2 separate regions of the Homo sapiens genome follow, and region 2 is linked to region 1. The links are chromatin contacts, found by Hi-C or POLR2A ChIA-PET in ENCODE. All regions are on one chromosome and are shown on one strand. Each heading gives the region's core, a stretch centred on a gene start or an enhancer-like site at or near the end of the contact. The rest is flanking DNA. Distances are from core to core; before and after follow the strand shown.

Region 1 (3,450 bases), core at 562-3,061:
CACTTTGTCACCCAGGCTGGAGTGCAGTGGTGTGATATCGGCTCACTGCAACCTCCACCTCCCGGGTTCAAGTGATTCTCCTGCCTCAGCCTCCCCAGTAGCCTGCCCCCATGCCCAGCTAATTTTTGTATTTTTAGTAGAGATGGGATTTCACCATGTTGGCCAGGCTGCTCTCAAATTCCTTACCCCAGGTGATCTGCCTGCCCAGGCCTCCCGAAATGCTGGGGTTACAGCGTGAGCCGCTGTGCCCGGCCCAGCCACTTCTTCTTATTGGAGTGTGAGCACTAGGAGCAGGGACCTTTCCATGGTGCTTGCTGTGTTATACCCTGCACCCAGAACTTAGTAGGCGTTCAAACAAAATTTTTAAAAATAAATGGAAGAACGAATTAAGAAACCTTCCGGGTGAGTCATTATACTGTCCCCAAACAGGGGACATCATCAATTTTATTCCTGCCAAGTAGATCTGGACTAGAAGAATATGTGCTTGATCTACAACAAAAGCTGCCAGGCAAATGCCTGATACTACGTCCATCTCACCTGTTCTGCTCCCACCATGCTAATTGGCTTGCACTTGAAGAGGTGGGTGATGAATTTGGGAATGAAGGAGCTGTGGATAAAAAAGAAGTGACAAATTAGGCTTATTCTCTCTTGAGGAAAGAAATGCAAAAACTTTAAGGTTCCACGTATCTCCATGAAAAAACCTTTTTTAATGAAGAATCGAAGTGGACTCCACTGTTGCCCATTATCTTATTTTTCTTCTGAGTGAAGTCCTGGTTTTGTTTAGTTACATGAGGCCCTGGCAGGCCCGGGAAAACCGGATCCCATCCTAGACTCCCAGTGAACTCTAACTATTCTCAGCTCGTCAGAGCACAGCATTCCTTTGGTGACTGTTGTTTGTCCTGAGAGGGAATATGATCGAAGCTAGCCCAATCAGACTGGATGTAAGGGCTACAGGCACCGCACCTGGCTACTTTTTAATTTTTTTGTAGAGGCAGGATTTCGTTATGCTGCCCAGGCTGGGCTCAAACTCCTGGCTTCAAGCAGTCCTCCTCCCTTGGGCTCCGGAAGTGCTGGGATTACAAGCGTGAGCCACTGGGCCAGGCTTCCTTGATTCTTCATTCTCTGTCTCCAGCCTCATCCTGCTAAGCCCTGGCCTCCCTATGCTTCAACCCAACTGAGCCACTTGCAGATCCCAGGATTCTGGGGGCTATTTAATGCCTACACTGCTCCCTCGCCTGGACTGCCTTTCCTAGAAGGGGCTTGTGGGTCAGTACACACGCACCTCTCAGATCCTGTTCAACGGCGTCTCTAGAAAGCCTTTCTTCTGCTGCCTTCGCCATACTCTACATGGAGTCTGCAGGCCTCCACCCTCACATCTAACCTAGTTCATTATGCTCATTTGCTTACATGTCTATTTTGCTTCACCTGACTATTAAGGCAAACGAAGATGGGGGCCATGTTTATCAGGCCAAAACATTTAACTCTGGGTCTGAGACATAGGAGATGCTCAAGTGAATGCACATTGAGTAAATCATAAACTTTTTTTTTTTTTTGAGACAGAGTCTCGCTCTGTCACCCAGGCTGGAGTACAGTGGCACCATCTTGGCTCACTGCAACCTCTGCCTCCTGGGTTCAAGCAATTCTGGTGCCTCAGCCTCCTGAGTAGCTGGGACTACAGGCACGCACCAGCATACCCAGCTAATTTTTGTATTTTTAGTAGAGATAGGGTTTCACCATGTTGGCCAGGCTGGTCTCGAACTCCTGGCCTCAAGTGATCCTCTTGCCTCGGCCCCACAAAGCGCTGGGATGACAGGCGTGAGCCACCGCGCCCAGCCACCTACCACTTTTTGAATGTCAGCTTGGTATCAGCACTTTACCAGGAAGTTAATATGTGACTTCTCATTTTATCTTCCCAACCACTATTATGAGATTTGTCTCATTATCTCCTTGATTGAAGGGAGGAGGATCAGCTCAGTGGATGAGGGAAGTTGCTTGTGGTTCAACTGCAGTTTCAACCAGGCTGTGGATTTTGATGTCTCAACAGGAAAGGCTGCTATTGCTTAAGACAGCAAACGAGGTAAAAGGAAACATCTATGGTTTTGCAGGGGTGGGGTAGAAAGGAAGCTGAGGGAGAGGAAACTGGAGTCCGGAGATCGGATCTGGAGGTGGCTTGTGATCAGGAAGGAGAGTAAACAAGGGGCTATTTGGAAGGAATTCCTCAGTGCTGGAAACCAGAGCCAGACAAGCAACATGAAACTGAACTCATGACCAATGGCAGCTGTGCACACAGCGCTTTGTAACCTAAGTTGCTTCACATTAGAACATGCTCCGGACTGGGCATGGCAGCTCATGCCTATAATCCCAGCACTCTGAGAGGCCCAGGCAGGTGGACTGCTTGAGCCCAGGAGTTTGAGACCAGCCTGGGCAACATGGCAAAATCTCATCTCTACAAAAAATAGAAAAATGAGCTAGGCCGGGTGGCGAGCGCCTGTAATCCCAGCTATTCAGGAGGCTGAGGTGGGAGAATCACCTAAGCCCAGGAGATGGGGGCTGCAGTGAGCTGTGGTTGCACCACTGCACTCCAGCCTGGGTAACAGAGTGGGACCCTGTATCAAAAAAAAAAAAAAAAACCTTTGGCTGTGCCCCTGAACTGGCTCTCTATACTAGTCTACAGGTGGCGATGGGGGGAGTATGAGGACCTGACACACGTCCTGTGGGGAAAAAACCAAGCAATGTGCTGGGTAACTGCCAAGGGCTTCTCTGGGCCATCAGGGCGGTGGTGGCTGCTGCCCTTGACCAGGGAAGGGTCTCCTCACAAGCCCACCTCTGTTAAGCGGGATTTTAGCAGGATGAGAAGGCACCATGGATGAAAACAGAAAACCACTTCCTAGATCCCAGGCTGAATGATTACAGATGTGAGGGGGGGCATCCAATTCCCAGCGCACTCAACCTGGGCTTAGCAATGAAACTCAAGGGCTCTGAGAGAATGTGAGGCTGATGCTGGGAGATGCTGGGACTGGCTAAGTCAACCGACTCCTCCTTCACTTTAACGTAAGCTCAATCATATGACTGAGCTGGGAGACGCCGGGACTGGCTAAGTCAACGGACTCCTCCTTCGCTTTAATGTAAGCTCAATCATATGACTGAGCAGGGAGACGCCGGGACTGGCTAAGTCAACAGACTCCTCCTTCACTTTAATGTAAGCTCAATCATATGACTGAGCTGGGAGACGCTGGGACTGGCTAAGTCAACGGACTCCTCCTTCACTTTAACGTAAGCTCAATGAGACCCCGGAGCAGCCACCCTGGAGATTTTGAGTCACAGTAAATTTTTACAGAGACACTGCTTCTACCAGCAGTTATGGGGAGCGTCACGATGTGATTTATCAGCAACATTTCTAACACACTAATGAGCACCCAGAGAGTGAGGGAATTTCACCTCCTGGTCCAT
Region 2 (3,450 bases), core at 397-2,896, 68 kb after region 1:
ATTTTCCCAGCACCTGACTCTGCTTTACCCCATGTACTGGTCAGATGTCAGTGTTCTGTGTTCTTAGAATGAGCAGGTCTTGGTCCTTACAACAGTAACTTCAAGCTTTCATAGGAGGAAAAAGTTCCAAGAAAAAGGAAAATTACATTTTACCTGGCAAAACTGATTTTGTAGGTAATGGGGCCTATCTTAATCCAATTTAATAACATCCAGAGATGACTAGCGAAAAGAATAACTTTTCCTGGCAACACTGCAAGCATCTGAGTGTTTAACTGCACAATTTCGGACATGACCATGGCAGCTACTAGCATTCGTGAGACATCAGGGCTCTGCAAATGGCTCTCCTGCGCAAAGCATGCTCACAGGGCAGAGGTGGCCCTGTGTGGGTGGAGGACATGCCAGAAGCATGGGCTCTACACCCAGAGCCTTCTTTCCACCCTAGTCCCTGCTCCCAAAATGCAATTGAGAACTGCATTTAATTAGTTACAAGAAACTGTTTGTTTTCTTCCATGCCAGTCAATACTATGACGGCTTTAAATCAACTGCATCTAATCCTATAAATACATCTCCGGGATGGAGCCTCCTCAAGATGTCCCATCAGTTTTGTTCATTTACTTCTATTCCTGAGATTCAGTTCTATGTCCTCTACTCTTCAATGAGACATGAGTCCATCAACAAAATAGCACTGGGAAAGGAATTCTAGTTTCTGACATTGAGACCTGGCTTCCAGTTTAAGCTCCTCCACTTCCAAGCTGTGCAACCCTGGGCCAACCACTTAACCTCTCTGAGCTGCAGTTTCATCACCTATAAAGCAAGAGGCAGGAATTGTGACGATAACATAAAGCATGTAAAAGAATTTAAAAGTGCAAAGGACTATAAAAGTGTGAGTATCCATTCTATTACAATCATTTAATCAAGGGACCAGACACATTTGATTGCATCATTTCAGAACTGCTCCTGGAAGCTCTGCTCTCTTGGCTCCTGCCCTTGTGGTGCTGGGAAAGAATGAATGCAGGGCTAGCTGCAAAGTACATGGTTACAGGTTTCTCAGAGCTGGTCCTCCCAGCCAGCCTCCCTTTTGGTGGTGTCTGGAGCAAAACAATACCGTAAAATAATCCTCCAGCAGCCAAGTGTAGACAATTAAAAACAGGGATCACTAATCTAGAAGGGAAACGTTCTGATTTATTGCTCTAACCTCCCTTGTCATAACATGGCAGTTAACCAAAAACACCATTCTGTAGGATGAAGGGAGAGGAAATTTAGACTTGGACAGAAAAATCCAAAGGAAATTAAAGTGTTAGTGTGCTCTGAAAAGTAACTCTTCAAATATGCCACTGGCCACCTTGACATTTCCAGGCCTCCCCAATGGCTTCCAGACCTAAAGTGATCAGCTTACACTGCATGGAGGCCTCTCCTAGCCGAGGGTGCTGCTGGCTTCCCGGGGATTGTTCAGCCTCTCTCATCATCACTGTACCAGATGACAGTCAAACCAAAAACTCAGCTGACAAGCTCAGGAGATGCTGAATGAGGCAGAGCAGAACTCTCCTGGCCCCACCACAGTGGCTAATGAAGCTTGTGTGTGTCCTGGAGGCGGGGCTCTTCAGGAGCAGAGATGTGGGCAGGGAAGTCTGCCCTTTCATGGAGTTTTCTACATGCACTTTCAGATAAAGGCCTTCTGTAAAGACCACAACAGCTGTCATCTCTGAACGTGGCCAAGAGCCAAAGGATCGTATCTGGAGCAAGCAGACCGATTTTCAGAAACGCACATTGGGTAGGTTACCCGTGGTGACGCAAACCAGACTTACTTGATCTAAATCTCCTTTCTCCGTTGCCAGTTCCTCCATCTCTGGTGTTGGCTCATCTTCCAGGAAGGGATTGGTAGATGGGGGTGGAGACTCAAGCTTTTTCTGTTAGGTAGATATGAGAAAGAGAAGTGTTTTCTGAGCATATTCAATAGCTTTCCCCATTGATCTGCTTTTTCTAGGTGTCTCCAACAAGGAAGTCATGCACGCTATCTGATAAAGAAGAACTGAGGCAACCCAGACCACATTCTTGCCTCCGGGCCTTCACAGTGCTTTCCCTCTTCCTGCAACCTCCCCGACCACCCCGCCCCAACTCGAATCTGGCTAAAACGCTCACGCATCCTCAGTCCTCAAACCGGAACTCCGTTCTGCTGGGAAGCCTTTCCCATCTGTCAGGTTTGGGTCAGATGTCCCTGACACGTGTTCCCAAACCAAGCTACATGTCTCCTACCCAGGCATTTATTAAAATATAGCAATTGCCCATTATTTGTCTTTTCCCTTCTGGCCTCCATGATGGCAGAGATTGTGTCTGTCTTGTTCCCCATCCTATCTCAGTGCCTAGCATGTAGCAGGTCCTCAGTAAATAGAAATGAATCAAAGTGCCAGATGGATTTCAACGCAAGAACAAACTACAAAACTAATCTCATGTGTTCTAGATTAACAGATGTCTCTTCCCAAGTAAGCCCCATTACAACAACCACAACAGAAATCTCCTTGAGAAAATCGACTTCTCAGCTTCCAAATATGACCACTATTTCAAAATACATCACGGAGTGGAAACATGGGCCAGTGGGAAGGCTGCAGGCAGGAGGCATGGTAGCTGTAGCTCCAACCGTGCGGCACTGGCCCTATCACCCAGCTTCTCTGAGCCTCAGTAACTTCATCTGCTGAATGAGGATGTAGTCACAGGACTATCTGGAGGATCAAATGTGAAACCCTAGAAGCAGCACATGATACACACAAGGGTCACTGATGACGTTAATTCCAGTACAACTACAGAATCAAGGCAGCTCTCTGGAATTCCTTTACAGTTTTCACCTAGAGATGTTGTTTATGCCTGGGAGCTGAAGGCTTTAGCAGAAAGGAGGCCAACTGGACAAACAGAAAAGAGGGACTGCTTGGTGCTGGGGACGAGGGAAGGGGGCAAGGCATGGCTCTCTGGAGACGAGAAGTTAATGGAGAGGGAGTTTCTAAATGTACTTGGTATTTTAGCCAATACCAGTGGGTCAATCTGAATTAATCTCTAAGCCAAAAGGGACAGCAGATGGACTATAGCGTGAATAACTTTGCCAAGTGCCAGGACACCATCTGAAGCTATTACAAACAAAAATAAAACCAAAACTTACACAAAGGCCGGGTGCAGTGGCTCACACCTGGAATCCCAGCACTTTGGGAGGCTGAGGCGGCGGATCACTTGAGGTCAGGAGTTCAAGACCAGCCTGAACAACATGGTGAAAGCCTGTCTCTACTAAAAATACCAAAATTAGCAGCGTGGTGGTAGGCGCCTGTAATCCCAGCTACTTGGGAGGCTGAGGCACAAGAATTGCTTGAATCCAGGAAGTGGAGGTTGCAGTGAGCCAAGATGGCACCACTGCACTCCAGCCTGGGTGACAAAGCGAGACTCCGTCTCAAAAATAAAATACAATAA

What was found. A loop is a pair of places that touch in the nucleus more often than their neighbours do. ChIA-PET counts read pairs that join two places held with the same protein, here RNA polymerase II (POLR2A). Pooled maps may share reads with other maps.
Region 2: a map of endothelial cell of hepatic sinusoid shows a loop between it and region 1 (6-fold over the local background). The contact joins two enhancer-like sites. A Hi-C loop is called at or near these places in 1 of 168 maps with a recorded cell type or tissue (endothelial cell of hepatic sinusoid) and 2 of 50 pooled maps. POLR2A ChIA-PET finds 5 or more read pairs at or near these places in 5 of 52 experiments (AG04450, K562, activated CD8-positive, alpha-beta memory T cell and 1 more).

What each region holds. Positions count from the first base shown.
Region 1 is chr17:532,305-535,754 of GRCh38, forward strand. It overlaps VPS53 (VPS53 subunit of GARP complex), which reads right to left. Exons shown (of 22, transcript NM_001128159.3): 19 at 538-607. All of the region lies in intron 1 of VPS53-AS1 (VPS53 antisense RNA 1), which reads left to right. Among named protein-coding and RNA genes, the nearest start is that of VPS53-AS1, 11 kb to the left of the region's middle. Within about 2 kb of position 1,812, at least 7 of the 41 ENCODE cell types and tissues checked have a DNase peak (open chromatin) inside an H3K27ac peak, as active enhancers do.
Region 2 is chr17:599,990-603,439 of GRCh38, forward strand. It overlaps VPS53 (VPS53 subunit of GARP complex), which reads right to left. Exons shown (of 22, transcript NM_001128159.3): 12 at 1,806-1,907. Among named protein-coding and RNA genes, the nearest start is that of VPS53-AS1, 79 kb to the left of the region's middle. RefSeq lists an enhancer at 1,099-2,298. Within about 2 kb of position 1,647, at least 9 of the 41 ENCODE cell types and tissues checked have a DNase peak (open chromatin) inside an H3K27ac peak, as active enhancers do.